Linked DNA regions of Homo sapiens: region 1 is linked to region 2. Evidence: read pairs that join two places in POLR2A ChIA-PET (ENCODE). Cell type or tissue: PC-9. All regions are shown on one strand. Each heading gives the region's core, and the rest is flanking DNA. Links, peaks and the distances in the headings are about the cores only.

Region 1 (15,372 bases), core at 5,110-13,109, 290 kb before region 2:
AGAAGTTTTCAGGGAAATGTTTTTATAACAACCTAGTTAATAGTTTGACTTTATGATAGATTCTGTTCCTTCATTATTTTGTCCTCCAGTGGCTTTTATACCCAGCAAAGTGGACCATGGTGTATGATTCAAGAAGGGTGAGGAGTATGTCTTTCTTTGGAAAGGCAGGGATGGAGGGTTGTGATTTAGAAAGGGTAAGCAGGAAAGGAGAGCCACAGAAGGCAAGCACTGTTCTCATGCCAGATCGGTTTCAAGGAAGAGGACATATGGAAGGATCTAGAAAATGATTTCTCTAGAATTGTCCATGTCCAAGTCCCCTGGAATGTCTTTGTATATCCCCAGAGCTGTGCATGCTCCAGTTTGAAGAGCTCTGCTTTAAAAGATATCAGGGGTGGGGGAGATGAGGGGGGTGAAGTAAAAGAATAAAAACTATTCAATTCCATTTGTTTTCTCTTTCAAGCTCATACGTTACTCATTTCATTTTTATATTAAAATATAGATGAGGAAGGAAGGGCACATGGCAAGATTTGGCAAGCATAATCCATGAGGGGATATGGAGTTGGGGATGGCAGCATAGCATACTAGGATTTTTGAGGAGGGATTCGGGGAGCCTGTTCATGTTTTCCTTACAACTCTGGTACATGAAGTACAGGTTCTGCATCATGATGGAAGACTGCCTGGGTTCATGTTTGGGCCACTACCTACTAGCTCTATGACTTTGGGCAAGTTTCTTTCTTCTTTTTTTTTTTTGAAATGGAATTTTGCTCTTGTCACCCAGGCTGGAGTGCAATGGTGCAATCTCAGCTCACTGTAACCTCTGCCTTTTGGGTTCAAGCAATTCTCCTGCCTCAGCCTCCCAAGTAGCTGAGATTACAGGCAACCGCCACCACGCCCGGCTAATTTTTGTATTTTTAGTACTTTAGTACAGACCGGGTTTCACCATGTTGGCCAGGCTGTTCTCGAACTCCTGACCTCAGGTGATTCACCCACCTCAGCTTCCCAAAGTGCTGGGATTACAGGCGTGAGCCACCATGCCCAGGCAAGTTTCTTAACCTCCTTATAGCAGTGTTTGGCACATGATAGATGAGCTACAGGTTGGCTTGTTATTCCTTGCAATCCTGAGTTTCTCCCCAGAGTAAAGCTGGAGCTTTTCCCCCAGCCAACTTTGGTGGAGTCCACTGGGCAGAGATGTGATTTCAGCCAAAATATGGCTAAAGGAGGAAAGGATCTGAGACAGCCAGGTGGAAATGGCTCCCCGGGAGAGCCTCTGACCGACCCGCACACTGGGAGGAGTGCGCACTGGGGTGGAGCCTTGGGAAGTTGGAGCCATTTGCAGCAGGGAGGAGCCTGGCCCCTCGTCTTCTTGGATGGTACCTAGGATTCAGTCTGCGAGGCAGGAAGCACACTAGCAGGACTCCAGCTTGGTGGAGAGTTCCTGCTTTCCTTTTTTTCCTTTTTGTCCAATAAATCCCATTTTTCTCACCCTTTAAATTGTGAGCCTAATTTTTCGTAGTCATGTGACAAGGACCCCTCTTAAGCTGAACTAAGGAAAAGTCCTGCAGCAGATCTAACTAGAATGCCAATGCCTACATTGAGGCTGTTTAATGGAGAGTTTATGAAAAGTTAGCTAGTGTCCTTGTGTAAACCTGTATGACTCTAGTTCAGAGTCTTCAGTAATTGCAATTCAAGAATAAAACCACACGGCACTTCCATTCCCGTGTAATTTGTTGTTGCTGGCTTGTGACATTCTACATATCCCAACTATGAGACAGCCAGGCAGTGGGATGGACTGTGAGGTTCAGATGCCCGGAGATATGTGAGGAAGAGCTTTTAGCAATAAATATGAAAATGAAATCAAAGTAAAAACTGGCATTGAACCCCTGGTGTACTTAGGCTTACTTTTACCCAAATCCAAATCATTTCTTGACACTGCATGGTTACCAAGAGTGTCTGTCATTCAATATTTCAGATTAAGATCTGTTCTTTGGTAGCTAAGTTCAGAGAAAAAAATATAGGATCTAGAAGTATCATTGCTATTTTTTCCTTGATACATTTAGTCTGGTATTAAAATTGCTTGCAGAAGATTTGATTTTAAAAAAGTAGAAAAGAGACACTTATCCTGGTAAAATTATCCTGAAATCTTAAGAAATTAAGACAAATTGCACCATAAAACCAGAAGCACAAAATTAAACAATATTATATTAAGAGAACCCAGTGACACATTTTCCTTCTAAATTAACTTTAAAATTAACTTTTAAATTAAGTTCAATCTCATATCAGTTTGCTTTGTAAGAAATAGAATATATGTACATGTTTGCCTTATTTTTAGCATGTTATATTCATTAAAATGTTTTAGTTTATTCAGCAGATACATTTAGCATTTCTTTCACAAGAAAGACAGTGAAGGAACAATTAATAACAGGACCCCAGTAATACCTGGGGGGTTTCTACATCTGCATTTTTTGCAAAAATAGAATAGCCTTCTAAGAAGCTGTCAGTGGCATTTGTGCAGCTGGACAGCTTTGCAGCAGATGTAACAGTAACTGTGATGCCAGGCTGTGCCCCAGAACCTGTAAGCATGACAAGCTCTGGCTTCTTCCCTCCTCTGAAAAGGTACAACATTGAAGAGGCAGTCGTTTCCCCTAGATCTGTAACCAAGCACATCTGGGTGAAAGGGGAAGACATCTCTTCACAGAGAGGAGAATAAAGGCGGTGACCATCAGGGTGACAGGCAGCATGGACTGTTGCCACCTGTGCTGCAGGCAGCTTCAGTGCCTGGATGGTGGGACAGCTGGTCCTGCACTCAGCACGAGTCTCAGGCAGTGGTCTGGCCGCGCCTCCCTTGGGCTGCTTCTTCCTCCACCGTCCTCCACTTTTGCTTTGTGTCTGCGTCAAGTCAGTAACGTTGGTCTGCAGCTCCCATCCCTCCTGATGGGCACTGCACTGAGGCCTTAGTGGGCATTACCTGATGCCCTCATCACCCAGTGTACAAACACCTGCTGACAAGAAGCGTCCCTGAGCGGAACCCTTCTGCTGGGACACCGCACCTTCCGTGTCCTGAGTGGGCTGCACCCTCGTGGTGCTCAACTGGGTGACTTCACGCTGTCCTCAGCGCTGTCCTCGGCGCTCTCTCTCCAGTCAGCTCTCCTGCTCAGGCACCTTTTTGGGACACAGTCCTTGCCAGTTATTCCCTGTTTAATGTCCTCATGTGTCTTCACTTGCCCTGGGAGACTGTCGTCTTGAGAGAGCAAGCCATATGGGACCCTGAGGCCTGGCCTCAGTTTCCCTCCCCCCCACTGCCCCACGGGGCCACGCCTCATCAGTGGCATGGACCTTTTAGTCAGCGAGCCCTCAGCCGGATGCTCCCGTGCTGGCCACTCCTGTCATCCCTGCTCTGTCCTCCCTGCAAACTCCTCCCTCAGGACCCTGCTTGAAGTTACGTCCTGCACAGTCATCCCTGGCCTTCCCTCAGCAGAATCTGTCACTCCCTCAAGGTGTCCCTGCAGTATTCTGCTCATGCCCCTGCTACGTGGCAGAACTCTGTTGTCCTATCCTGTCCAGAGCTCCAAAGCCCCCAGACCCTGTGGCTGCTGAGCACTTGAACCATGGACAGTCCAGGTGAGGATGTGCGGGGAGAGATGCCTCCTGCCTGTGGCTGAGCCCTGCCTGAAGGAGCTGATGAGGAAAAGCTCCTAAGCACAACAGTGCTGCTCACCTGGGCATCTAGTTGGCAGAGTCCTATCCCAGTGTTCGCACCCCCAGTTTCCTGGGTCTTAAGTTCAGATTATCAAGTGCTCCTCCTGCAAAAAAAAAAAAAATGGTGATTCTTGTGGCCCTTAGTTGACCCCGCACCTGGGATATGCTTATATTTGGTGTGGGGCAGAGAACTGAGTGTTCTTGAACCACTTCCACCCAACCAGAGGGAGGTGGGGACATCAGGTACACCTCATCCCCTGATGTCACAGCCAAGTACCTGGAGCCACCAGGACTCCCTCTGAGCCCACAAAGGAGTGTCTTCTCACCACCCCGATTATACTGGTCTAGTTATGCTTTGGAGTTAAAGCCAGGCTGCTATTGCAGGGCTGCTGCAATCCTTGCAAGCACAGTTGTTCTTTGCTTGCGCTTGCTCTCGCTCTCGCTCTCACTCTCACTCTTGCTCGCTCTCTTTCTCTCTCTCTGACTTCAGTTTAACTTTTTAAACTTCAGTAATAAGTGTTCCTCAAAATAGATGGTCTTCCTGGTTGTAGGTACAGCCAGCAGGGTTGAGTTCTGCTGCCTTCCAGCATGGTTTTCCTGGGGCCTGTAAAAGTCCTGCAAATTTGCTCTGACACTCTGTTGACATGGAGGTCCTGTTTGTTGTTATAAATAAGGACCAGTGTCTCTAGGACACACCTTACTGTGTATAACTGAATGGCAGATTTTGTCCCTTACTTCTTAAAAATTAAATGGCAGAGGAGCTGGCCATGTAAAAGCCCTGTGTGTGTTTACCAAAAAGTACTTGAATTTTGTTTGGGTTTTGTGTTCTGGTGCATATGAAGTGAATTTTGGTAGGAGTATGTGCATTCAGAGAATATGTCATCACACTTTTTTCTTTATTTGAGTGCCACTTGGCTCTTATTTGATTAAGGTAATTTCAGTGACATATTTTGAAGCAATTCACCTTGAAAGGCAGAGGCACCACCCAGGTGCAGAAACCTTCCTTGGGTTATGCAACGCCCAGCGTGGGTGGAACCGCACTCACACTTTACCTCTTCCTGAACCACAGCCCTGCTCTGATTGCATGATGGAAGCTGAGGTGCCTGACAAGTGGAAGGAGGAAAAGGAACATTCTGCCTTCCTTTTCTCTGTAATGCCAAAGCTGGCGTCATGCATTACTGAGGGCCTCTGTCAGCACTGGGGCCGGCCAGTGGCACAGCTGATGGGGTAGCTGCACTCGCTAGTCCTCTGGGAAAGCCCAGGTTGTTTTTCTGGCTTAGTGTTAGAGGCAGCTGTGATGTTTACCTCGATCTGTAACATACAAAGATCTGATCATATGCTGTCTTTGCTTACATTCTATTATTGTCTGACTTATGTTCTAAATTCTCTACAATTCCCTTCCATTTGTCTTAAGAAACTCTAAACCTTTTTTTTTTTGGAAATCACTACTTAATGATTTTGAGGATGGAACCCCAGACAGTTGGTAATAGTGGATGGTTTTCCTTTTCTGTAGTTGAGTGGCTTTCTAATTCTTTTGATGGCACACAAAAAGAAATTAACCTTAGATCACAACTTAGTACACACATTTATGTATGCATGTAACTGAGATGAGTTCCTCAAAATAGCACATACCTGTGTTTTATGTGAGGCACTGATATTTTCTGTTCTATATTATGCTTAACTTTAAAAAATACTTCCTGTGTACCATTTGTGGGACTGTAACTCACAACTTAAAAAATATTACCTTGATACATAGCTCCAGAAATACACATGGGTCATTTTACCAAGAATCACCAGTGCTTTTGCTCTGTTACCCCGGCTGGAGTTTGGTGGCACGATCATAGCTCCTTGCACCCTCAACCCCCTGGGCTCCCAGCTGGGGGTCTTTAGGACCCCAGCGTGACCTGTGGGTAGCCCTTACTTCCTTTAATACTTTTCTTCTGCACAGTCAGGTGCTCTCCCTTTGAGCTTCCGTGTGAAGTTCACTGTGCACCCAGCTCTGCTACCACCGCCTCTGTCTTGAAAGGAATAGGGTGGGGTGGTCATTGGTGTATAGTAAGATTCGAATCACATCCTTCAAGTACAGTTCTACCCTAAAGATAAGAGTCCCTGTGGTTTTTGTTGTTGTTGTTGTTGTTGTTGTTTGAATGGATGTGTTCTTTGAGAAATTGAGTCTTGAGTATTTTGTGAGGACATCTAAGCCTGGCGTCCACGTCAGTGCTGACAGATTTGACCTAGTGTGCACTCCCATCTGGGGAAATGCCCATAGGCTATAATCTCTTTCACTGGAGCGATTATAATAGCCCCCGGGCTTCAGGTCCCAGTGGCATCCACCCTTGGTGGCAGCATACCCCTCTGCATGAACAGGGCGCCCACTTGTCCCCTCCTTCTTACTTAGTAGTGATTTTTAAATGGGAGGGTGGCAGTCCTGAATGTAGTTCATCAGTATTTACCGCACAAGCTCTAAAGGACACAGTGTTTTATTTGTGTATTTATTTAACTTTTCCAATATCGGAATATGAATTTTTGTTTCACCTGATAGGACACGTTTCAGGGGCTCCATTCTACATTGTCATTTCACAGGAAAAATATTTGATGGCTCATTAGAAGGGAACATCTATTATTTTGTTACTGAAAGGCACATTTTCAACCTTGAGAATTGGATGGCAGGTAATGGCATGGAAATTGACAGCATTTTACCACTTAAAAATAACCACAAGAAATACCAATGTTCACCGAATGAGTTGAAGTTAATTTGGTTTTGTAGGCTATTGTAGTTAACTTGATGCTTGATGGAAATAATTTTGTATTGGAAATCATTAAAAATTGATTTGATTAATGCTTTTATAATGTTGGTATGAGGTGTTGCACTGTGGTGGTGATGACCTAAGGGTGCTGTGATGGCCTCAAACGTTGTCCCTCCGGGGCCCACAGGCAGGATCCCACACACTAGCACACCTCCCAGTTCCTCTTACCATCAAACAGAGGTGTTCCTTCAACATGCCTGCTCCTCCCTGTGGCATAAAGGCACCAGGAGGTTCTCTGATCCCCTGTTAGATCTCCTCTGCAGGGTTGAAGACATTTTTTGTTTGTTTGTTTGTTTGTTTTTGAGATGGAGTCTTGCCCTGTCTCCCAGACTGGAGTGCAAGTGACATGATCTCAACTCACTGCAACCTCCGCCTCCCGGGTTCAAGCGATTCTCCTGCCTCAACCTCCCAAGTAGCTGGGACTACAGGCATGAGCCACCAAGCCCAGCTAATTTTGTGTTTTTAGTAGAGATGGGATTTCGCCATATTGGCCGGGGTGATCTCGAACTCCTGACCTCAAGTGATCTGCCCGCCTCAGCCTTCCAAAGTGCTTAGATTACAGGCGTGAGCCACCGTACCTGGCCATTTTTGTTTTTAATCGGTGTAGTGTCCCTAACCTAAATATTTCACATGGCCTGAACTTTCTGTAGTTTTAGCAGCAATGGGATGCTTTGAAACCTAGATCTCTCACCAACTACATCTTCCATTGACTGGTGAAACACTAGTTTAAGCCAATTCATTTTGACCATGTGCATTTTTGTGCTTGATCCCTATTTTATTTCAAAAATAATTTCCATCTCTATTCATGTAAACTAATAAGAGCCTTCCGTTTCCTTTAATGGCAAATTGTCTCATCTTTTACTGTTTTAAAACATTTTTTTAACATCATGAGAAAACGTGATAAAAGGTATAAGTGTAGTTTCCTGGCTTTTGCAGTACCTCAGGGAATTCGGTAAACTGTATTCCATTTGAGGAAAGGAACGGTTGGAGTAGGAGGTAGTGTAAAGATAACATAGCAAATAAGCATTTTACCAGAACCCTCTGAAGTCTCATCAGACTGTGCCATCATCAGAATCCCTCCCTTCTCATCTACACCGTTTAAAGCCAGCATCCAGTCAGAAGCCCAGAGCTGGTACCGCCTTGCTTTCCTGCCAGTTGCTGACATATGGCACACAGTGTCAGTTAAGGGCACAGGCTGATGGGCAGCTTGGCCACATACCTCTCTGGCTTCCTATCTGTAAAATGGGCACAATCATTGTACCTGCCTCTGAAGGTTGTTGCGAGAACTAGACGCAGCCTTGGCACAGAGCCCACAGAGAGTGAGCACTGTGTAAAGACTGGCTGCCAGCCATTAGTACTGGGTGCCTGTCTTTTGGTGTCTGGGCAAAGCTTTAACCTGTTTTATCAGTTTAGAACTCAGATGTCTCCCTGGCAAAACAACACGGGCATATAGATATTTTGTGAAGTTTTGTTGAAGTGCACTTAGGTTAATGATTCATGGGCAGCCTTTCAAAGCTATCAGGCTGTGAAACAGCTTTGAATAAGATTGTCTTGTCCTTCTGCTGATTGTCTTTTCCTTCCCACATTAGCAGCCATAGCAGGAGGAGGAGAGGTGGCAAGTGGCCACACTACTCTGCTCACATTAAGCAGACAATTTATGGTCAATATTCAGTGAATTTCTTTTTTTTATAGTACAGTTAACTGATATTTATATTAGCTTTAAAATTATAGCAAAATCAGGCCAGGCATGGTGACTCACACCTGTAATCCTAGCACTTTGGGAGGTCGAGGAGGGCAGATCGTTGGAGGTCAGATGTTCGAGACCAGCCTGGCCAACGTGGTGAAACCCCATCTCTGCTAAAAATACAAAAATTAGCTGGGCGTGGTGGTGTGTGCCTGTAGTCCCAATTACTCAGTAGGCTGAGGCAGGAGAATCGCTTTAACCCAGGAGGCGGAGGTTGCAGTGAGCTGAGATTGCACCACTGTACTCCAGCCTGGGCGACAGAGCAAGAGACTCTGTCTCAAAAAAAAAAAAAAATAGTGAAATCAGCCAAATAGAGAACTAACAGGCACACTGCCTAATTCCTTGTGTAACTGTCATTGGTGTGAGTCACTGGGGCAGCGTGATTAGGTCTGTGAGCTGGATAGCAAGGCTGTCATTATTCTCAAGGCCTTCTGCTGACTGCTGCTCTTGGTAAGACATACAGAATCTGTGGGCACCTCCTCTTACCGCTCTATGCTAGATGAGGCGTCTCCACGTTGAGTTGTAGTAGATACAGCTAAGAAAGTAAAAGAAATGAAAATCTCATCAAAAGGATTGGGGCTAGTCTCATTCTTCATGCATACCCAAACCGTGGTAACTTTGATTTTTTTATTATCCAGAATGGATTGTTTAGAGGAGACAGATGGCTTTCCAGTTCATCAAATTTTTTCAATTATCTAAAAGGAATTCCTACGCTTGGAGCAAGTCATTTCAATAAATCTCATTCATATTTACCTGCTGCTTCCTTTTAAATGGAAGAAGAGAATGTTTTTCAAGTACACTTGAAAAATAGCATATGTGAATTAGAAACTTCCTCTGTAAACTAGCAGAGTAGAAATAAGAGGCCAGGATTCAGCACCAGGTAGGCTGGATTCCTTCTTAGGTGGCTCAAGCTGGCTATGGGGCTGGTCTCATCATATCTAAAGAACTGCCCAGCTTTTACGCATTTTGAATGTGGTGGAACCAGCTGCATCTTTTTATATGAGAGCGGCAAATAGTCATTGTGTTCCAGTTTGCTTCTCGGGTCATCTAAACATCAGAGGCCATGCCACAAGCACCGTAACTGAGGGATATAGTGTGACTGTGGTCCAGGCCAGTGACCTCTGGAGCTGAATCATGACTTCCCAGATGACTCCCAGAGCCTGAGAGGGGACTGGTGCGTGGCTCCAAATGATTTTCACCTGGGCCTCTTTGAAGTCGGGAGAGATACGTGCAGTATGGTAGATGTGGAGAGGGAGAGGCATGGTGTGTCCAAAAATTAGCAGGACCTGATCCATATACGTGGACTCTGAAGCAGTGCACTTACTAGATTAAAAAAAAAACAATGTACTTACTGGATTTAAAAAGTGTGTATTTTTTTGTGAGATGCAGTTTGTAAGATGCATTGGTAACTAGGCCATATACTTTTTCCATTGGCTCTCAGCTCTCAAGAAGCTCTTTAGTTTTTAGCATTGGATCAGTAAACACTTATTAAAATGTTCCCAGCATTTGTTTGCCATCTTCTCTTTCAGCTGGGCCCAGCTGTGCCCTCAAACCCTGCCTGTCTCTTCCCTGACTGATCATGTTCTCCCAGCTTCTACAGAGGCTTCCATAGCATTGTGCTTGGTAGCAGACACCAGACAGAATCTCAGCCAGCTCAGTCCAGGCGCACGGGCTCCTGGTCTCCCGGGGTGTGGTTACTCGTGTCTCCTCGGGGCCTTCCGCCCTCCACATTCCAGTGCCAGGCCCTGGACCTTTGTCTCTATTCATGATAAAACATTTTTAGGAAATGCTGACGCTCAGTGAAGAAATGGAAACACTAACTCTTTGTTCTCTTCCTAACAGACACGAGACGACTTCCTGGGCCAGGTGGACGTGCCCCTTAGTCACCTTCCGGTAAGGACAGTCTCATGTTTGATGCTTCGTGCTGGGGGCGGGGGTTTCTAATTGTTTGTAGTCAGTGTATTTTCAGAGTGGCATTTCTTCACCACGGTGAAGAAGGCTGAAATGAAGCACGTGTGCTGTGGCCTTAGTCCTTTCTGGAAAGTGGTCCTTTCAAGGGGATGGAGGAGAAGCTGGCTGTAAGAGTAGTCAAGGGTGCCTGAGTCGTGCGCTTGCGTTCCCATCCACCAGCTCCCTCTCTTTTCTGCACTTCAGCTGCTCCACCTTTGTGTATCACATCTTACAAAACAGACACCTCCTTCACTCAGGCCTCCCTTCTTGTCACTTACTGTCTCTGCTTCCTAATGCATCCTCCGGGTCCCATCAGATGTTTGCACTCTTTGTCTGGAACCGCACATGCCATTTCTCTTGGATTCCTGTACACAAACTATAATAGCATTTCCCAGATTTTGGTGTCTGGCTTTCTCAGTCAGCATGGTGACAAAAGAAGAGCCTGTTCATTCTGAGTGAACTTGTCAGCTGGGAACACCCACCCTCGCTGGAACACGCACTGAGTTAGCATGTGTGGTGCTGCCATTTCTCTCTGCTCAAAGTAGCGGAGCAGTCGAGGCTGTTGACTAGTGACGGGCATTAGGGCTGACACCCGAAACAGGAGGCAGGGCAGACAGAATGTGTAGGTAGGACCTGGAGGCCTTGAGAAAGGTGGATCCCCATCTCCTATTCCAGCTTCAGTTTTCCGGCTTGTCCCAGCCTTCCTCCTGGCCTTCTTCCCTGGGCAGCACAACGACGTGATAGAAGTAGCAGCTGAGAGAGGAAAGGCGAATGTTTCTGCCTTACAAGGGCATTGTGTTATTTTTTTAAATGCTTTGTGTGAGCAAATAGCATAAATAGTCTATAAAGTAAAGTGACTTTACTTTATTTACTTTATTTAAAGCTATTTAAAGCTAGCATAAGCTTCCTGCTGTGTGGAAATTATGGCTGTTTCCATATGTTAAATACCAAGTAAGCTTTGAAGATGTGTTGTGAAGGAAGGTGATAGCAAGTAATTTACTCTTACTCACTCAGGGGAGCTGTTAAGGAAGAAAGTCGCAAGGTTCCAAAGGACTGGAAGTGAAAGTGATATTCTTAAAATATCTTGTTTGTTTCTTTTTAAAACTCTGAAGCTCCAGGGTGCCACGGGAGGGGCCTGCCCAGGGCTTCTGCGTGAGAACTACTCCATGAGCCATCAGAAACCTGACTGCTCTTCTCAGGTCACGTTGGGAGGATGTGACTATTTCACCTTTTGTGAGCAAAGACCTCGCATCCTTCTACGTTGGGAGGTCTTCTGTGTATGTTCTTCAGACTGAAGCTGCGATCCTCTCACACTTTTAGACAGTGTTGGTTGATGGGCCAGCTCTTTTATGGACGTCTCCAGCCACCCTTTCCCTAATGTAAAAACCACATCTTGGCCAGGGGAAATTATTTTCTGAGAGGCAAATATTCTAATATTTGGTAAGAGGCAAAAGTGACATGTTTAAAAACCTTGCTCTGACAAGCTCTTTTTTGAGTGAGTGAGCAGCACCTGGTCTTGAAAGGTTGAGTAGGGCTCCCAGAAAATAGAAAAAGGTTCCTCCTCCGAGGCCAAGTCAGTATAAAGAATAGTTTAGCTTTGGATTCTGAGTGGAGGCAGGGTCAGTGAGCCTTCAAAGAAGGAAGCGGTGCAGAGGCACAGGGCAGGAATAGAAGCCAGCCGATTGCAGAGGGTAGAGCCGTGAACGCCCAGAGAGGACCGAGTGCCCCTAGTTACTCGTGTGCCCAGAGGGTAACTTGCAGTGGCGTGCTTCACCTCCATACTTCAAACTGACTAGCTGTTCACAGCCAACTATAGTCAGAGAGATGGACCACAAAGAAAACAAAAGGAGAGGCGTGAAGGTATATTCTTTATTCATGTGGCAGTAGAACCCAAGTTGCGTGTTCTGAATGCACGTGGCTTTTGAATCCAGGATTTCAGGTGCTTTCGTGTGTATGTTTGGTCGTGTGTATAGGATGCTCATGGGGAAATTACAGTGGCATTCTGTTTGTGTGATAGCACACAGGTATGAGTGTGGAGAGGGCGGGAGCATATGCGTGTATTTTGTGGATCGAATTATGGATGCTGTGTTCTTGATTAGTATATGACCATTGTCAAGGTGGATTATTAACAGTCTGTAGATTCAAAATTTGTCAAAACCACCAAGCTTTAGATAAAAGGAAATAGACCAGGCACAGTGGCTCATGCCTGTAACCCCAGCACTTTTGGAGGCCGAGGCAGGAGGATCGCTTGAGTCCAGGAGTTAAAGACCAGCCTTGGCAACATGGCAAGACCCTGTCTCTATAGAGAAACTTAAAGATTAACCCAGCATGGTGGCACATGCCTGTTGCCTCAACTGTTTAGAAGGCTGAGGTGGGAGGATCGCTTGAGCATGGGAGGTCATTACTACGCTGAGCCGTGGTTGTACCACTGCGCTCCAGCCTTGGAGACAGAGCAAGCTCTCCTTTTGCTTTTACATTCAGAGACCAAGAGCAAACTTAGCTGTAACTGTACCATCATTGACTTTTCAACTGCCGTTTTCACATTTGTCTGTTAAATTCAGTGCATCGTTGTCTAAAAATTCATATGATATTTGATAACTTGAATCTATTAATTATTTAGCGATAAAGAGAACTCTGAGATCTGTATTAACAGAGTGAGATTTCTGGCAGGTGTCTGCCTGTTGCACCTTCCTCTTGACTTGTCAGCTCTGTCTCCCCTTCCCCTGGAGCCCTCAGTAACCCACCTTTGCCCAGCCACAAAATCTCTTCGTCCCTGGGAAAGGCAGTGGGGCAGAGAGAGCTATTTTAAAACATTAAGTTTTCCTAAATCCCAGTCATGTGCCACTTAAGACAACCATGGCTGACTCTGGAATTTAAATTTTCCTAGATGAGGCATTTTCAGGGTGGTGGTATTATTTGATGCCCTGCCTGTACTTGGAGGTAGCTCAGCTGACCAACATCCTTTTACCCCTTTTGTGTTTATGGCTGATGGCTGGTAGCAGGTAGCAGGCTGATGGTTCCCTCTCATGAGTGCAGAATTCAAAATCATGGAGTTTGGAGGGACTTCAGAGACACTGATTCACTCCCAGTATTTTCCAGGTGAAAAAGCCTGGGCCCAGAGAGGGAGGGGACTTGCCCAGCAATAAGCAGGTCATTGGTGGTGCTGGATCTGACCCTGGCTCTCCAGCATCATTGTGAGCCTGTGATGTGGTCAAGGGTGTGGGCATGGGGTGGATTCGCCCAAGGCTTAGGTGCTTGCAGTGGTTGCATACAAGTTTCGAGTCTAGGGACCCAGCAGGGCCCTCTCCTTCCATTTGCCTGCAGAATCCTTTATCTCACTCTATTCCATAGTGAATGCACCTAGGCTGAAAGCAACTACTCTCTTTCAAGATGAAAGTACTGAGTATCCAGATTTTCTTCTGAATGCTTTTACCCTGGAACGGGGGCAGCATTGTGGCTATTGTGGCTAATAGCACTGTTTGCAGCAGTGTGTTTAAGATGGCTTTCCACCAGGAGCACCCTCAAAGCCATCCTGGGAGGCTCCACTCAGCTCTGCTCCAGGGAACAGGATCAGATTGGAACCTGGATGAATGCCAAGAAGAATCTTGTAGTTATCTATAAGATCATCTTCTAATTCAGGCTAGAGAATTTCAATGAACGTGAACTTTGATTTTAATGCCCTACCTGTTACTGCTTGGCATTGAGTTGGCAGTACTGACAAATGATATGAACGTGTAGAATTGGCCAATGAACATGGCTAGTGTTTGTTGAGTGTGCCAGGTGCCCTTGAGAACTTTATAGAAACCAACTCAGTTGATTGGTTTGATCCTCACAACAGCCCTGTAAGTTATGGTTACTGCCCCATTTTATAGATGAGGACACTGAGGCCAAGAGAGATAAGGAACTTGCCCTTAGCCACTTGGCTCTGTAAGTAACAAAGCCAGGATGCAAACCTAGGAGATCTGCCTTTTGACCTGTGTGATATCAGTCATTTAAGCTGCATAGGGTATGGACAGACTCAGGTTCAGAGTCCCTCTAAGCTCCGTGGTTTTCCCTCTTCACTCTCTTGCATGTTCTCTGCTGCTCCTAGATTGCTCATGCCCACTGGTGATCCTGTAGGCTTTGTCATACTGTTTGATTTCCTATGTTTAAACTGTCCTTTCTCCCTGTTCTCTACCTCTCAAAGCCTTCCCATCACCCTGTATTGTATTGAACTCCACATCCAAAACCATTTTGATTTCCAAGTCAGAGTCCGTCTGTTCCCTGTACCCCAAGTCTCACAGAATGTAACCTCTCTGTGTCAGTGAATTTGTTCTGCCTTAGCTTCTAGTGGATTGTTGACATGATGGCTCTTCCCTTGTAATTGTAACCATAAGGACTGCTATACCATGTTGTATCCACATGTCGTTGACATAATATTGCTCTCAAATTATTTGTTGGTTGGCAGGGCATGGTGGCTTATACCTGTAATCCCAGCACTTTGGGAGGCCAAGGCAGGAGGACGTCTTGAGCTCAGGAGTTTGAGACCAGCCTGGGCAACATAGGAAGACCCCCATGTCTATAAAAAATAAAAATATTAGCCAGGCATAGTGGCACACACCTGTGGTCCCAGCTACTTGGGAGGCTGAGGTGGGAGGATCACTTGAGCCCAGGAAGTTGAGGCTGCAGTGAGCTATGATTGTGCCCCTATACTCCAGCCTGGACAGCAGAAGACCCTGTCTCTAAATTAAATAAATAAATGTTGGTTTAATAAATGAAAAAAGGAAGGAAAACCAGCAATAGTTTTCTTAATAAATTATCCATTTATTTCCTTATATATATTTACAAACCTTTTGGTAGAAAATATTTTCAAAATGTATGTTTATTACTGCCTCATAAGAACAGTCTAGAAAATATAATTTACTTCATTCAATGATAGTGAATTTTGAGAGCCTCCATAGTTTACTACAGATCAGATGAATTGAGTGCTTACGTGAGTACCTACTTGGTGCCAGGCAATGTTCTTGGCACCGGTGATCCAATGGTGAGCAAATTCAAGTCTCTGTTCTCATGGGCTTACATTCTGGAAGTGATGGATAATAAACTAGTATGTCAACAAATGAACAGGTACTTTCAGAAAGTGATATGAGGAAGATACAGCAGGACGATAGGATGGGGGGTGATAAGGGTGGCTGA
Region 2 (15,372 bases), core at 3,666-11,665:
CTGGGTAGTCTGGCTTGAGAGCTGAGTATCTACTTATGATACTTAGTGTGTCTACTTACACTCTCACAGAGTGCTGCAGATTTCTGATTCTGAACCAGTGGGTCCCTGTCCACCCCCACTGGCTCATCTTAGTCTGGCCCTGTATATAGCCAGAACACTTCCATATTTGGAGCTGTGCTAGCTACTGAATTATGTCCCCCACCAAGTCATATGTTGAAGCCCTAACCCACAATGTGATGGTATTTGGAGGCAGGGCCTCTGGGAGGTGATATGGTTTAGATGAGGTCACAAGGGTGGGGCCCTCATGACAGGATTAGTGCCCTTAGAAGAGATACCAGAGAGCTTGCACTCTCTCTCTTTCTCTCTGTCCCATGTGAGAACATAGTGAGAAGGCAGCTTCTGCAAACCAGGAAGAGGGCCCTTACCAGAACCTAACCATGCTGGCACCTCAATCTTGGACCTCCAGCCTCCAGGACGGTGAGAAAGAAACTTCTGTTGTTTAGGCCACCCACACTATGGTATTTTGGTAGGGTAGCTCAAGCTGACTATGACAGGCAGGGTCTGAGGGACCATCCCAGGGCTTAACCCCTCTCACGGACCACGCCCATTCTCACCCATTCTCAGGTTCACCTGAGGCCCAGGTGTGGGGTGTGGCCTGAAGGGAGTCCTGGAGGATCCAGAGCGGCAGCTCCTCTCCCATATGAGGGGGACTCCACTGAGGTGTAGCCTGGTGTCTCATGGAATGTACTGAGACTGGCTCAGCATTGTGGGATTCAGAAAAAGTGAATGGGAGCATGTGCTTGGGAGAAGACAAAGCAGGAATTCCAGGTGATGGAGCCTGGAGGCAGACGGGGAGGGGCGTGAGGTCCAAGTCACACAGTGGTTCATGGAGAACTCAGGAGGCAGGGGCAGGAGAGGCTCCCAGGCAGGACCTGGCAGAGGCAGGGAGGCCTTGGGGCTGTCATGAGAGGCCCTCAGCTGAGTGCATGAGGAGGAGAAATAGGCTGGGCTGGTCAGGACAGAGACTTACGCTGCCAAACTGAACCCCTTTCTCAGTCCTGCCCTCTCGCTACATCGTCGGGGCAAAGCCCTTCCCGGGACTCACAGGGCCTGATTAGTTTCAGCTCTGTCCATAACTAGCCATCTCCCCTTGTCAGGTAATTTCTTTATGAGCTTTACCTTAGAGGGAGTTGGTCAACTGTTCCCCAGCACTAACACATCACGATTTCTACATGAGCAATACACCCCATCTTTTCAATCTTTCCAGATGTGTCTGCCTCTAATTCTGTGATTACAAGGTAGGGCTGACTCCAAGAACTTCCCTAATGTGCCTGGTCTGCTCAGTTCTCAGAAGGTGTCAATGGAGTGACAGTTTCAGAACGTGACAGTGACAGTTTTCAGTGACAGTACTTTCAGAACGTGTCCAACTTCTAGTGATTGGTGCACCTTTCCCTGACTGTCCCAAAGTCTTGGGAGGGGCTCTTGGATCAACCTGTCACCTGTCACCTGACTAGCATGATTTGCCCTGAGGAGTCTGCACCATGGTGGGAGCAGCCACCCAAGTCCCGTCCCCAGGAAAAGGTGAGTGAGTGTCCCAGAACCTGGCCTATAACCATTCACTCTTCTGAGACACTTACCTACTAAAGTCACCACCAGAATGTGATGACAAGCAGTGGATTCTCAGAAGGGACCTATCACCCGAGGACTAACCGGGAGTTCCTTGTCAGACCCTCGGAACTCATTCAAGCAGGGCTCCAGGCATGGTCTGAGTCATGGCCCTGATGCGTGCCTGCTGAATTCATTCAGGGAGAATGCCACGGGAACCTGCCTCAGCCCTGTGTCAGGAACACAGACACCTTCCAGGTGTCGGAAAGTTCTACCAGTCATCCTTAAGATTTGTTAGACCTACTTAAGCTCACAGGAACATGAAGTTCACAAAATGCTTTCCAACCTTGGATGAAATGCATTTCCATCTTAGCCAAGACATAGCAAGATTCAGTCATCTTTATTTCTACCTGATGATTTCTTGAACAATCACGTTAACCACATTTTTTTTACCCTCCAAAAGAGAAATAGCAGAGGGGAAAAATGCTGCCTTTCTTACCTCCAAACTCTCCTATTTTAATCAGTTCCAAAATTATAGTTTGGGGTGGGGAGCATGTTTAAAGCACCTGAAATAGCTATTATGTATTGAGTATTCAAAATTCTTTGCATGTGTTGATTTAATCCCCACAACAACCCTATTAGGCAGGTACTATTATTATCCCCATTTTTACAGATGAGAAAACTGAGACATAGAAAAGTTAAATAATTTGCCCAGGATGATACAGCTTATAGATCTGGGATTTAAACCCAGATCTTTGGACGCTGGCTGTCAATAGTGGAAAAGATTGTCTGTTCTTTGTAAGCGAAGTTGATGGTGACAATTCTATTAGCAGGTTGTGTGTTCTGAGGTGTTTCTTCCAGCAATGGGGATATCTTTTTTTTTTTTTTTTTTTTTTTTTTTGAGACAGAGTCTCGCTCTGTTGCCCAGGCTGGAGTGCAGTGGCATGATCTCTGCTCACTGCAACCTCCGCCTCCCGGGTTCAAGTGATTCTCATGCCTCAGCCTCCCGAGTAGCTGGGATTACAGGCTCACGCCACCATGCTTAGCTAATTTTTGTATTTTTAGTACAGACAGGGTTTCACCATGTTGTCCAGGCTGGTCTTGAACTCCTGACCTCAAGAGATCTGCCTGCCTTGGCCTCCCAAAGTGCTGGGATTACAGGCGTGAGTCACCGCATCCGGCCCCAGTGGGGGTGTCTTTAAGTGATTCACCTATACTCATTTGCCCAGTTTCATTCATGAACAACAACTCATGTTTTTCAGATGTCTGGCAAACGGTTTAGGTTTCCTTGGGTGATTATGTATAGAAAGAGGCTGATGGCCCTCCCCAGGGCACAGGTGACAAGCACTTACAAAGAGCTCTCAAACCAGAGTATCTTGAGGAAGGTAACACTGTACCCCACGGCTCCTAGGGTCTGTCTGTCTGCCTGGACATGAGAAATAAATGAGAATGCCGACACATTACTGAAGTCACAGAGTCCACATTCTAAAAACAATCCACTCTGTGAGGTGCAACAGTTAATAGCATGTTAGAGTTCTAGTGGAAAAGAAAATGAAAAACTATCCAAACAGGGTTGCAAGCATGAAACGTGTAACAAAAGCAGCTTAAAACCTTGTGTCTGGGTGAGCACTCTCTGGTTCAATACCCGTTTCTGAAATTTCAGTGTCTGTTTCCTGGACACTGGACTGTGTCCCACTGGACTGATCCCACTGGACTGTGAGTGGGATCATAGAGAACTTTGCTTCCTCTTACTTGGCACTGGATTCTAGAGCATATTAAGTGCTCTTAATGTTTGTTGGATAAATGAATGGTTAAGAACAGGCCAAGAGTGGCAGCTCATGCCTGTAATCCCAGCACTTTGGGAGGCCGAGGTGGGCAGATCACCTGAGGTCAGGAGTTCGAGACCAGCCTGGCCAACATGGTGAAACCCCATCTCTACTAAAAATACAAAAATTAGCCAGGCGTGGTGGCATGTGCCTGTAACCCCAGCTACTTGGAAGGCTGAGGCAGGAAAATTGCTTGAACCTGGGAGGTGGAGGTTGCAGTGAGCCCAGATCTTGCCACTGCACTCCAGCCTGGGCAACAGTGCAAGACTCCATCTCAAAAAAAAAAGGATAAAAAAATTATAGGCAAGGGGCAGTCATAGGTGGCTTTTTGAGAAGGATAAAGATACATGCAAATAGATGATTTAAAAGATCAATTAAATTTCCCACAGATAGAAGATACAGATTACAAAATCTGGCTACAAATTCCACTCATGTGAGTACGCACACCTTGTTGCAATGTGACTTTGCCACTCTTCAAAAGTAGAGTCTATTTTTCTTAAATGTGGGTTGGCCTGTGACTTGCTTTGGCCAAGAGAATGTGAGAGAAATGATATTGGGTGGAACTCATGAGGCCCTGCAGCTCCGTGACCTTGGAATGCTGCCCTTAGACTGCCCTGTAAGGAAACCAGTACTGTCCTCCTGGGGGATGAGAGCCCATGTGGAGGAGAGCAAGGCGGGCTAGCCAACAGCAATATCCACTGCCGGGCCTGTCAGGGAAACCACACTGGACCTTCCAGCCCAGCCAATCCGTAAATGGACTTGAGTGGCATGAATGAGCATGAAAAAGCCAGGGAAAACCAGCAGAGAACCAGCCCGCCAGCCCACAGACCCATGATAACTAAGAAACTGCTGCTCTACGAGAGCACACCAGTTTTGTGATAGTTTGCTAAAGTTGCTCAACCTTGGTGCTCCAGACATCTTAGATCGGAGAATTCTGACTGTGGGGATTGACCTGTGTACTGTCCAATGTTCAACAGCAGGTTTGGCCTCCTCCCGCCAGATGCAGTAGCACCCCACCCCCTCCTGTCAGGACAATCCAAATGTTTCCAGACATTACCAAATGTCCCCTGGGGGAAAAACACAAGTGACCCAGGAAACCTTATTGATTTCCCCTTCAAATCCTTGAATAATCAATCGTGAATTTGGGGCAGAGTTGAAAAAAATGTTTTTGCCCCTTTGTCCCTAGACATCTCCCACTGGGTAGTCTGGATGAACTCAGCTGGTGTGTCTGGAACCAACACTGCATTCTCAGATAAACCTGGCCAGTGCTTATGTCCAGGTAGGCAAAAAGCCCTGCCTCTTTTTATGGGATTGCTTGGCTACCCCATGTATTAGCTTCCTAGGGCTGTGTAACAAACTACCGCAAACTGGGTGGCAAAAAGCAACAGAAATTTATTCTTTCACAGTTCATGTGTCCAAAATGTCTAAAATCAAGTTGTCGTCAAGCCATGGTCCCTCAAAGGTTCCAGGGAAGACTCTTCTCTTGCCCCTTCCTAGCCTTTGGTGGCTGCTGGCAATTTTTGGCATGTCTCGGCTTGCCATTGCATCACCCCAATCTCTGTCTCTGTCTTCCCACCGCCATTTTTTCTCTGTGTGTGTCTCTGTGGCTCTGTTTTCCCTTTTTAAAAGTATACCAGTCATTGAATTAGGACCCACCCTGTCAGAGGTGTTTGAACCAGAATGACTCCATCTTGAATAGGGTCTGGGTAAACTAAGGCTGAGACCTACTGGGCTGCATTCCCAGGAGGTTAGGCATTCTTAGTCACAGGATGAGACAGGAGGTCGGCATAAGATACAGGTCACGAAGACCCTGCTGATAGATCAGGATGCAGTGAAGAAGTAGCCGAAGCCCACGAAAACCAAGATGGCAATGAAAGTGACCTCTGGTCGTCCACATGGCTCATATGCTAATTATAATGTGTTAGATGCCAAAAGACACTCCCACCAGCACCATGACAGTTTACCAATGCCATGGCAACATTTAGAAGTTACCCTATATAATCTAAAAATAGGAGGCACCCTCAGTTCCAGGAAATCTCTGCCCTTTTCCCAGAAAACACATAAATTATCCAATTCTTGTTTAGCATATAATCAATAAATAAGTATACTCAGGCGAGCAGCCTATACCGCTGCTCTGCCATTCTTTTACTTTCTTAATAAACTTGCTCCAAATTCTTTCTTGTGTGAGGTTCAAGAACCCTCTCTTGGGGTCTGGATTGGAACCCCTTTTCCGTAATAATCCAACAACCTAATCCAATATGAACTCCTTCACTAATTATACCTGCAGAAATCCTATTTCTAAATAAGGTCGCATTCTGAGGCTCCAGGCAGACATGGATTTGGGGGACACTATTCAACCCTGTATACACTCCATGAGCTGATTGGCTTGTGGTGACTGTGCCGTTCTCCTGGTCATTGTCCCTGCCCGGTGCTCTATGGACCTGTCCCCAGCCTAGCCGATGCCAGGGCAGAGTTGATGAGAGAGCAGAGATGCTGCTTTGTCCCGCTTTAGCCCAGGCAGGAGCGGAGCTTTGCTGCTCCTGGTGCTTCCTCCGCCCCCTTCCCCTTCCTTCCACCTCCCTCCTGCTGGCTCTCAGCACAGCCATGTGATTGCAACCATCAAAGGAGGCCTCCCTGCTGAGGAGGGGGTATATCTAAGTGCGGGTTCCTGGACAGATTTTTATCTGTTGCTTTGCTGCCTTTCTTTACATTATGTTCATAAGAGACCACAATTCCCCGTTTGTATACACATCGTTGCAATTTGCTTTATTATGAGGTAGAAAACGTCTATTTGCATTTTCCTCCCCACTCCCCAACTCCTACATCTTTTGGAAAAAAAAAAAATTCTATTTCAAGCTACAGTGCATACCATAATGTGATTATTGATGTTTCTTTCCCTGGGAATGCCTTCTTGGCTTTCCATTTCTCTTCCCTGCCAAGCACACTTGACCCGTGTTAATGTAAAGGTTACAACAGCAATGATAAATCTCTTCCCCGCCGTCTCACTTGCCTGAAGTGCCCAGGTTCATGAGATGAGGACAGCATGAGGAGGAGAATGCAGGATGCAGGGAAGATAGAGGAAAGAGAGAAAATCAAAAGATTCATAAATCGCAGGGCTCTTAGCCTCCAAGCAGAACTGCAGATTAGATTTGTTAAACCAAAAAAGCCCTTGGGAAACACAGAAACAGGAGCTTTCGAATATCTAAAAACTCAGATTTAATGATCCAAAGATCAAATGCAGGTGAAGAAAAGTACTTTTCTTTGGGCTATGAGCTAATCCAGGGGTTGACGGTATATAGCAGGAAATTTTGAGACTAATATTATAACTAACAGCTAACTTTTAATCTTTGAAAGGCATTTGCACAAAATACCGTTCATTTTCCTCACCAGCATTTAACATATTGGTATAAGTCAAATCCCTTTGCAGATGAATGCTTAGGACGTAGAGCGTGTCTCAGTTTCGGCAAAACACTGGAATCACCTGGGATTCCGATTTAATTGGTCAAGCGCGAAGCCCAAGCATCAGTGGGTTTTAAAGTCTCCCCAGGTGATACTAACGGGCAGCTAGAATTCAGAACTACCGGTATAAAAAGTCAGAACTTCCCACGATCATTAGTGCCCAGCATACTTACTGCTAAGCAGCAAAACGTGACCACATCTATTACAGGGCTCTACCAACATTTCTTGCATTACGACGGAATACTTTTCCTAGTAGACGGGCTATTTTTCAAAATGGCAGCCCAGGAGCTTGGAATGAGTGGATTCTGTTGTGTCAAATCTTCAATTTTCATGGAAAGCCACTGCCCTGCTGGATCTCAGAACAGGGAATGGTGACTCCCTGAACCTTCCACAGGGCAAGTTCCCTCCCCAAGTTTCTCCTTCTGCTTTGTATACCTTCTGCTTTGACTTGCCCACCTGTCTCTGGGGCTTCCTCATGGGCTTCTTATTCCTCCATTCATTTATACCCTCATCCTGTATATGGAACATAAAACAGTAATAGCAAATCTCAATTCTTAACACATGTCAAGCTTCTCTTCTGGCTAAAATGTGGGCATAATATTTTGGTTTACTGTGAGACTAAAATTAATCAGGAAATATGTGTTGATTGCTCAGAGGAAAATAAGCAAGGGTGGGAAACATACAAAGAAGTTCAGTGTGTAGATCCTCAAGGATCTTACCAGGGTAGGCAAACTATAGCCCGCAGGCCAAATCTGGTCCCTCGCCTGTTTTTGTAAATAAAGTTTTATTGGTACACAACTATGCTATTTTTTTTAAAGCATATTATCTATGACAGACCTGAATAATTGTGGCCTATTTTTGCATCTGGCCTGCAAAGGCTAAAATACTTACTATCTGGCCCCTTTTAGAAAAATGTTTGCTAACATTGATCTAGATAAACCAACCACAAAAACAATAGATAGAGAAGGGAGAGATATAGATAGATAGATGTCTCCATCCATCCTTTCAACAAATATTTATGTTGTAGGCACTGTGCCAGGCTCTAGGGGATGTTTGTGTGAATCAGAGAGGGCTACTTCCCCCTGTGAGGCCCACAGTCTACTGAACTTGTCATCAATCCTGAGCAATGAATAACCACCAAAAGGGAGGCCTGTGCAACAAGATCAAAGGAGAAGAGAATGTTTGAGGCTAGACAAACCCATGGGTAACTAGAATCTCACCTGTGAACCTTACAGCTGGTTTCTAAGCTGAATGGGATAAAGACGAGGAAGGGGAGACCTCGACAAGGTTGGAATGAAGAAGTAGGAAAGTCCAGGTCATGGTCAAGGGCCAGCAAATGCCAATCCGGCTGTCTCCCAAGTATACTGGAGTGGTAAGGGGAAGAATGGCTTTCTTTGTTCACCACTGATCATCCATACCAGAGTTGACATTTTGTAAGGGTGTGGACAATGTTTGTGTTATTTACCTCCATCTCTAGCGTTAAGCAAAATGCTTGGCATATGTAGGTGCCTGAAGAATATTATCTAAAGAATTAAAGAATAGATGAGTAATGGGTATCTCAAATGTTAGGCTAGATATGCTGTAAGTCAGATAAGCATTTCAACCTTGGTAAAATGATGTCTGATGTTTATTATTTATTTACATATTTACTTATTTTTGTGACAGGATTTCACTCTGTCACCCAAGCTGGAGTGCAGTGGTGCAATCATAGCTCACTACAGCCTCAAACTCCTGGGCTCAAGCAATTCTTCCACCCTGGCCTCTCAAGCAACTGGGACTACAGGCACGAGCCACCATGCCCAGCTAATTTTTCAATTTTTTTGTAGAGATGAAGTCTCACTGTGTTGCCCAGGCTTGTCTCAAACTCCTGGCCTCAAGCAATCCTCCTGCCTCACCCTCCCAAAGTGCTGAGATTGCAGGCATGAGCCACCACCATGCTCAGCCTGTTACTTTAAACAAAGGACTAGATAGGAGATAAGAAAGCTTTTGTGTTTATGAACAACTCCTCTACAATGAAACTTCTACAAGCATTACATTCTTTAACTCTGTCAGCCTTTTGTTTTATAGATGATGAAATTGAGTTTCAGAGAGGTTAAGCAACTGGCCAAGGTCATACAGCAAGAAAATGGTAGAGCTGGAACTCAGTAAGTCTTTTTTTAAATCTCAGACTCAACGCTATCAGCACACTCCCATGCCTACCAGTCATTTTCATACCATGCTTTGAAGAACCCTCAGGCTCCTCAGAGCCCCATAATGGCACTGTGACCAATTTAGTAGCATTGAGGATCAAAAGCACAGACCCCCTACCCAGCTTCACCCTGAGCAGTTCTCATTTTCTCTCCTTTACTTATTGAGTTTCCTGGTTTTATCCAAACAAAAGTTCTTGGAGGAACAAAAAAAAATTCGAAATCACTGTACAGGACCATACTACTTCCTAAAATAAAGCCAGGGGGTATGGTTTCTAGCCTGAACTCCACCACCAAGGTGCTGTGGGATCATAGTCAGCCACTTCTCCTTCTTCCTACCCATGGAAGTTTGGACAACAATGCTGAGATCCTATCACACTTTCTTCACTTTCCAGAGAGATCAAGATGAAATGAAAAGCTTATTTAATGGATGGCAATGGCTGGATCACCTTGAACAAAATTCTAGATAAAGTTTAACTCCATTGACAGCAGCAAATTAGGGGAATATAATTAGTTACTGAGCAGAGCTCAGGAAATCATCATTGCTGGGTGCTTTGGCAGATGCCTGCCAATGGCATCTAAAATTATGACTCTAGAAGCAAATATGAGCCAATCTTTTGGCCTTACCTCATAGTAATCAGCACATGACAGAATATAAGGATATTAGTAAACAGTCCACAGGGGTATAGCCACTTACCAAGAGAGATGTAACACATGAATATACTGATTCTCAAAGAATTCATAGTTGGAAATAATGCCACTCCCATCGATGGCCTGACCATTCTTATACCAAGTTACCTCTGGCTTGGGCTGACCTGACAATAAAGAAAGAAAAGTATCCTTATTAGTTTAAGTATTTTTAGGAAAAAAAAAAAAACCCATAAAGCTATGAACAAGGATGGACAGTAAGCAACAGGGATGAGGATGATGGATTACGTTAGGTGAGGAATTGAAAAGCCTTCTTCTTGTTGATACAAATAAACACGTAATTCAGCAGACACTATTGAGCATGTTATGTACCTAAGATGGTGCTGTGCTGATGGGTGGCATACAAAATGAAAAATGCTACCCCTAATCTCAACGTGCTATTAAGAAAAATTTTCCAATACTTGGAAATAAGGCAAAGATATGAATAGTATCTTTTTTCAATGTCATATGAAGGCAAAGGCCCATCCAAGCATGATCTTGGGTCATATACTTTGTTTCACTCAATGATAACTACTGATTTAAAGTGAAGGTATATGTTAATTTGTAGGTTTTTATCCAATAGAAATGCAAATAATTTCCATCTAGGAGAAAAGATAATCCTATAAGTTATTGTTTATTGCTCTGTAGGACATTAACCAGTGCTACACCTAACCCAGCAGTTTTACCCCAACATTCCTTTATTAAATTGCCTATACACACCTAGCTCCTCAAACTTTAATAGTTTCTGGTTTCTTCTCTAATTAATTAGTTGAATAAAATCTTTAAAATGTGTATTTCATATTTGCATGGGAATCACCTTACCTTTTTGAAAATTATACTTTAATAGTGCTCAAAGTTAGTGCGTTAGTTATGGCACAAAAGAGAGGAGAACAAAGTAGATTTGCAAATGCCACTTTCTTCCTGAGGATGAAGAGTTTGGAATGTAGGCTTCCCAGACTGATGCTATGCATATGTTACTGATATCATCACAGAAATTGACCTACACTTTCTCTCTTAGAAAAGATTCATCCTTCCCTGGTGTTCAATAATGGGACGTGATGTTAATGGGCTAATCCGGTAAAACCTCCGGGAATTTCATCCACCCCTTGGGATTTTTCCCTCTTGTTACAGAGCAGGAAGGTTTCCATTGTGTTCCAAAGAGCTTTCTCATTAGCCTTCATGTCACTGAAAATATGTCAAAATGTGCCATATGCACAGGAAGGAAAGCCTGGTATTTGGAAACAATACACCATTCTTAATCTGTCTTAGGAACGTTCTTGTATTTCTGTCTTATTTATTGCGTGATTTTTGGTGAGCAACTCCAGAGACCACTAAGATGAGAACCGCATGTTCTGGCCAGGCATGGTGGTTCACGCCTATAATCCCAGCACTTTGGGAGGCCGAGGCAGGGGGGTGAATCACTTGAGTCTAGGCATTTAAGACCAGTCTGGGCCACATGGCAAAACCTCATCTCTAGAAACAATACAAAAGTTATTTGGGTGTGGTGGTGTACACCTGTAGTCTCAGCTACCTGGGAGGCTGAGACAGGAGTATGATCTGAGCCTATGTGGTCGAGGCTGCAGTGAGCTGTAATCATGATTGTGCCACTGCACTCCAGCCTGGGCGACAGAGTGGGACCTTGTCTCAAAAAAAAAAAAAGAAAAGAAAAGAAAAGAAAAAACGGAACTCCATAGAAAGAGGAAAGACAAACGAAGTACAGAGGGAAGAAAAAGTTCGTTAGACCTGCACCTGCACCATGAGCAGGACCTGAAAATGCTAAGTCTCCCTCCCTCCCTCCCTCCCTGTGTCTCCCAGCTAGGCTGCCACTGTGCTCATGCCATGAATGCGCTTTTTTGGCAACTGTGGATTTTTCCTCCTTGCCTTCTCCTTCAGGTAAACACCTGAGTAGTTACCCTGGGGCTTGGAACAGATAGACCTGCATGCAAGGATAAATCCTCCAGTAGCTGCGTGGCTGAGCCTCTTACAGGCATTTGCCTATAAAAAGACACCAAAAAATGGGCTTCCCTGAAAAACCATCAAGGGGTTTCTGATCATAATTCATTTCTGCCTGTTCTTGTCAACCCTGTGTCCTCCTTTAAGACTGTTTCATCACACTCCTTTATAGGAAGCAGTGAATTCCTCCTTTTTGTGGGTACGTGGCTGTTTTGAAGAAAATACATAAAATATTCATGAGCTGGGCCTGGGAACTCATTCTGATCTCTTGGATTCCAGTTTTTCATTCAGGCTGATGAGGGCTGATTGATTTCCCCCAGTTTCCTAATGGCTGACTGTTTTTTTCCCCTGTGCAGTATAGATCTGAACAATCAGCCAGAAATGAGACTTGCATAGGGAAGTGGTATCTGGTATCTTGTGGGTGGTTCTCTTTTCTCCTGCCACTTGCTGGAAACCTCACCTGAAAGTCCTCCCCTTGTTTTTGGAACCTACTGTGGGTCATACATTGAGAGCCACCTCCTAAACATTTCAGAAGTATCTGGGCGAGGGGACCACAGCCAAGTTCAGGGCATGTCCAAACACACGAGGGCTCTGCTCTGAAGACTCAAGGTCAGCTTGCACTGTTCTGTCTGTCTGAATGACGATGGACCATCACGGAGACAGAAGCCTGGGCTTGGAGAGGCTGAGCGCACAGTTCTACACTGCAACTCCAGGCTGAAATCGAGGTTTTATGACAACTTCTGCTAGCGAAAGGCAGCCGTTTCTGAGGCTCACCCCTCTCCTCTCTGGACTTAGAAAAATGGGATCAGAGACCAACCTGGCCGACATAGCGAAACCCCATTCTACTAAAAATACAAAAATGAGCTGGGCATGGTGGTGTGCATCTGGAATCCCAGCCACTTGGGAGGCTGAGGCATGAGAATTGCTTGAACCTGGGAGGTGGAGGTTGCAGAGAGCTGAGATTGTGCCACTGCACTCCAGCCTGGGCAACAGAGCAAGAGACCCTGTCTCAAAAAAAAAAAAAAAAAAAAAAAGAGCAAGGGGAGAAGAGTTTTCTGTCTGCCCTCAAGAAACACCATTGGCACCTTCATGTTTTCAAGGGTAGAGACATAATCCAAAAAAGAAAAGAGAACCACCCATGAGGTACAAGATATCACTTCCCTACCCAATTGTTTTATGTTTATGTTCTTTTAATGATAAATCCTTTTACCATTGGGAGTACCCATACTTGATCAATTCTGAGTTATTTATTCACCAATCCAGAATCCCAGTCCCCTGTTTTTTCTCCACTGGTCACCCATTGCCTCTGTTTTAAGATTTTCACTTCTTATTAGCATCCCTGAAGAAGGCGTGCAGAGGAGAGACTAATTTAGCCAGTTTTAAGATATCAATTAGGGCCAGGCGCGGTGGCTCACGCCTGTAATTCCAGCACTTTGGGAGACCAAGGCAGGCAGATCATGAGGTCAAGAGATGGAGACCATCCTGGCCAACATGGTGAACCACCCCCCTCCCCCCGTCCCTATTAAAAATATAAAAATTAGCCAGGCGAGCCAGCCGCAGTGGCTCACGCCTGTAATCCCAGCACTTTGGGAGGCCGAGGCAGGCAGACCACCTGAGGTCAGGAGTTCAAGACCAGCCTGACCAACATGGTGAAACCCCATCTCTACTAAAATACAAAAATTAGCCGGGTGTAGTGGCGGGTGCCTGTAATCTCAGCTACTTGGGAGGCTGAGGTGGGAGAATTGCTTGAAACCAAGAGGCGGAGGTTGCAGTGAGCTGAGATCGTGCCATTGCACTCCAGCCTGGCAACAGAGCAAGACTCTGTCTCAAAAAAAAAAAAACAATAAAAATAAAAATAAAAAAATTAGCCAGGTACAGTGGTGCGTGCCTCTATTCCCAGCTACTCGGGAGGCTGAGGCAGGAGAATAGTTTGAACCCAGGAGGCGGGGGTGGCAGTGAGCCGAGATCACACCACTGCACTCCAGCCTGGGTGACAGAGAAAGACTCCATCTCAAAAAAAAAAAAAAAAGTCAATTAAAGAATAACAGAAGAGTTCCATCAATTTACCGAAAAAAAGTGATTCATGCCATTCCTCTGTGCTCCATGAATTTAAACTATGGTTAAGGACACCCAAGAAAGAAAGAAAATTAAGAGTGGATTATCTGAAAAAAATAACCAGTGTGAGAGCTGCCTAACCCAGAACCACAAGGTGAAGTAAAGATCACTAAATCGTGTCCAGGAAGTCACTCAAAGAAATCTTTTAGAAACAAATCATAGAGGATGGAGTTGCTTCATTGATTACACAGAAAAAAAAACTTCCAAGGTAATTTTCCCAAATGATGTTTTAGTAATGCCTTTGTGAGCCAAGAAACCTGGTATGCAGGGAGATTTTAGAGGGTGATTAGCTAGTCTAGTGATGGTTACCAGATATTATGCAGCGAAGCACAGCGTCTGACTTCTCAGGAACCTTCTGGGAAAGCAATGTAGATAAAAAACACAGCGGGGGCCTCTGGGGCCCTTCGGAGTCTTTCATCCTTTCATGCCGCACCAAATCTGAAAAAAAAAAAAATCCCCGACATCACCATTTGTTCTGGGATTTCTCTGGCCTTCTTAGGAATTCCAGAAACCACAGGGTGCCGCCCTGGCAGCTCACTGCACGCTGGAGGGTGGGCAGACTGAAGGTCTTTGGGCAGCCTTTCCAGGCCGTGGTGCTGCTGGTAGGTGGGCTGGATCCTTCTGTATTTCGGGGATGTCCTGTGCATTGCAGGATATTTAGCCGCATGCCTGGCCTCTACCCACCAGATGCCAATAGCACCCCCACCCCTCCATGTGTGACAATCAAAAATGTCTGCAGACACTGCAGGGGAATGGGGGGGTGCCCTGATTAAGAACCACGAATCCTATTGTCCTAGGCAGACCCCAGAGCACCCAGAGTTCCAATGGAGAGGGAAGCATCCCATGAGGCTATGGTTAGTGCCACCTCCTCTCATTCCTCCTCCTTTCTCTTCTTAAAGTCTTTTCACACTGTGCTCAAAAAAGTGTGCATATGTCTTTGCCTCCAAAAAACATGTCAGTTGTGTTGAAATGATGTCCAGGGAGGAGATATTTTGAAATTAGGATATGACTGCTCCTTCTGAGCACCAGGTGGGTGCCCTAGGGGAAGGCAGGCACTAAACACTTGATTAGTCACCAGATATATTATTTCACTTAATCTCTTTGAAGCTACTTAAAGGATAGTTACTAATGTCTCCTACATTTTACAGAGGTGGAACCTGAGACTCAGAGAGGTTCAACAACTTGCTCAAGATCACACAGCTCAAGTGGCAGCCACCTTGGGGCTGTCCTTCAGGGCTGTGCAGGCTGACACTTTCAATGTGTAAGACACCACTGGAGCTTTGCAGGGCACAGCTTGCACAAGTATGAGCCAGCCCTGAGGGCGCAGGTTGGTCTGAATCCAGAGAACCCTTTCCTTTCCACGCTACCGCTACCGGCAGATACAAGCTGGCTTCACTTGGCCAGACCTCTCCTTTGTGGAGCCCTGAGCTTAGAAAGGGCATTTAGTTCTGTCTACACAGTAGCGTCCACTTCTTCACAATGGCAGGCGGTTCTCCCACACCACAGAGCTCGGACAAAGAAAAGAACCACACTACAGTGTG

The links. ChIA-PET counts read pairs that join two places held together with the same protein. Peaks named below come from ENCODE experiments on the same cell type or tissue, not always from the same donor. Only the 100,000 strongest peaks of a DNase experiment are listed, where the experiment ranks them.
Region 1: POLR2A ChIA-PET joins it to region 2 with 14 read pairs; 2 of 35 experiments call an interaction of 5 or more read pairs at or near these places.

What each region holds. Positions count from the first base shown.
Region 1 is chr18:58,305,893-58,321,264 of GRCh38, forward strand. It overlaps NEDD4L (NEDD4 like E3 ubiquitin protein ligase), which reads left to right. Exons shown (of 31, transcript NM_001144967.3): 6 at 10,090-10,140. Among named protein-coding and RNA genes, the nearest start is that of MIR122HG, 130 kb to the right of the region's middle. RefSeq lists silencers at 4,642-4,864, 4,670-4,769 and an enhancer at 9,563-10,762. In PC-9, for the core only: no CTCF peak of the experiment used is centred there; DNase peaks (open chromatin) are centred at 8,589 and 10,049; H3K27ac peaks cover 3,013 bases.
Region 2 is chr18:58,597,549-58,612,920 of GRCh38, forward strand. It overlaps ALPK2 (alpha kinase 2), which reads right to left. Exons shown (of 13, transcript NM_052947.4): 2 at 14,141-14,269; 3 at 9,774-9,891. The coding sequence starts at 14,249. It overlaps SNORA108 (small nucleolar RNA, H/ACA box 108), which reads left to right and starts at 3,072; the gene lies at 3,072-3,204. RefSeq lists an enhancer at 13,927-14,797. In PC-9, for the core only: no CTCF peak of the experiment used is centred there; a DNase peak (open chromatin) is centred at 8,053; H3K27ac peaks cover 500 bases.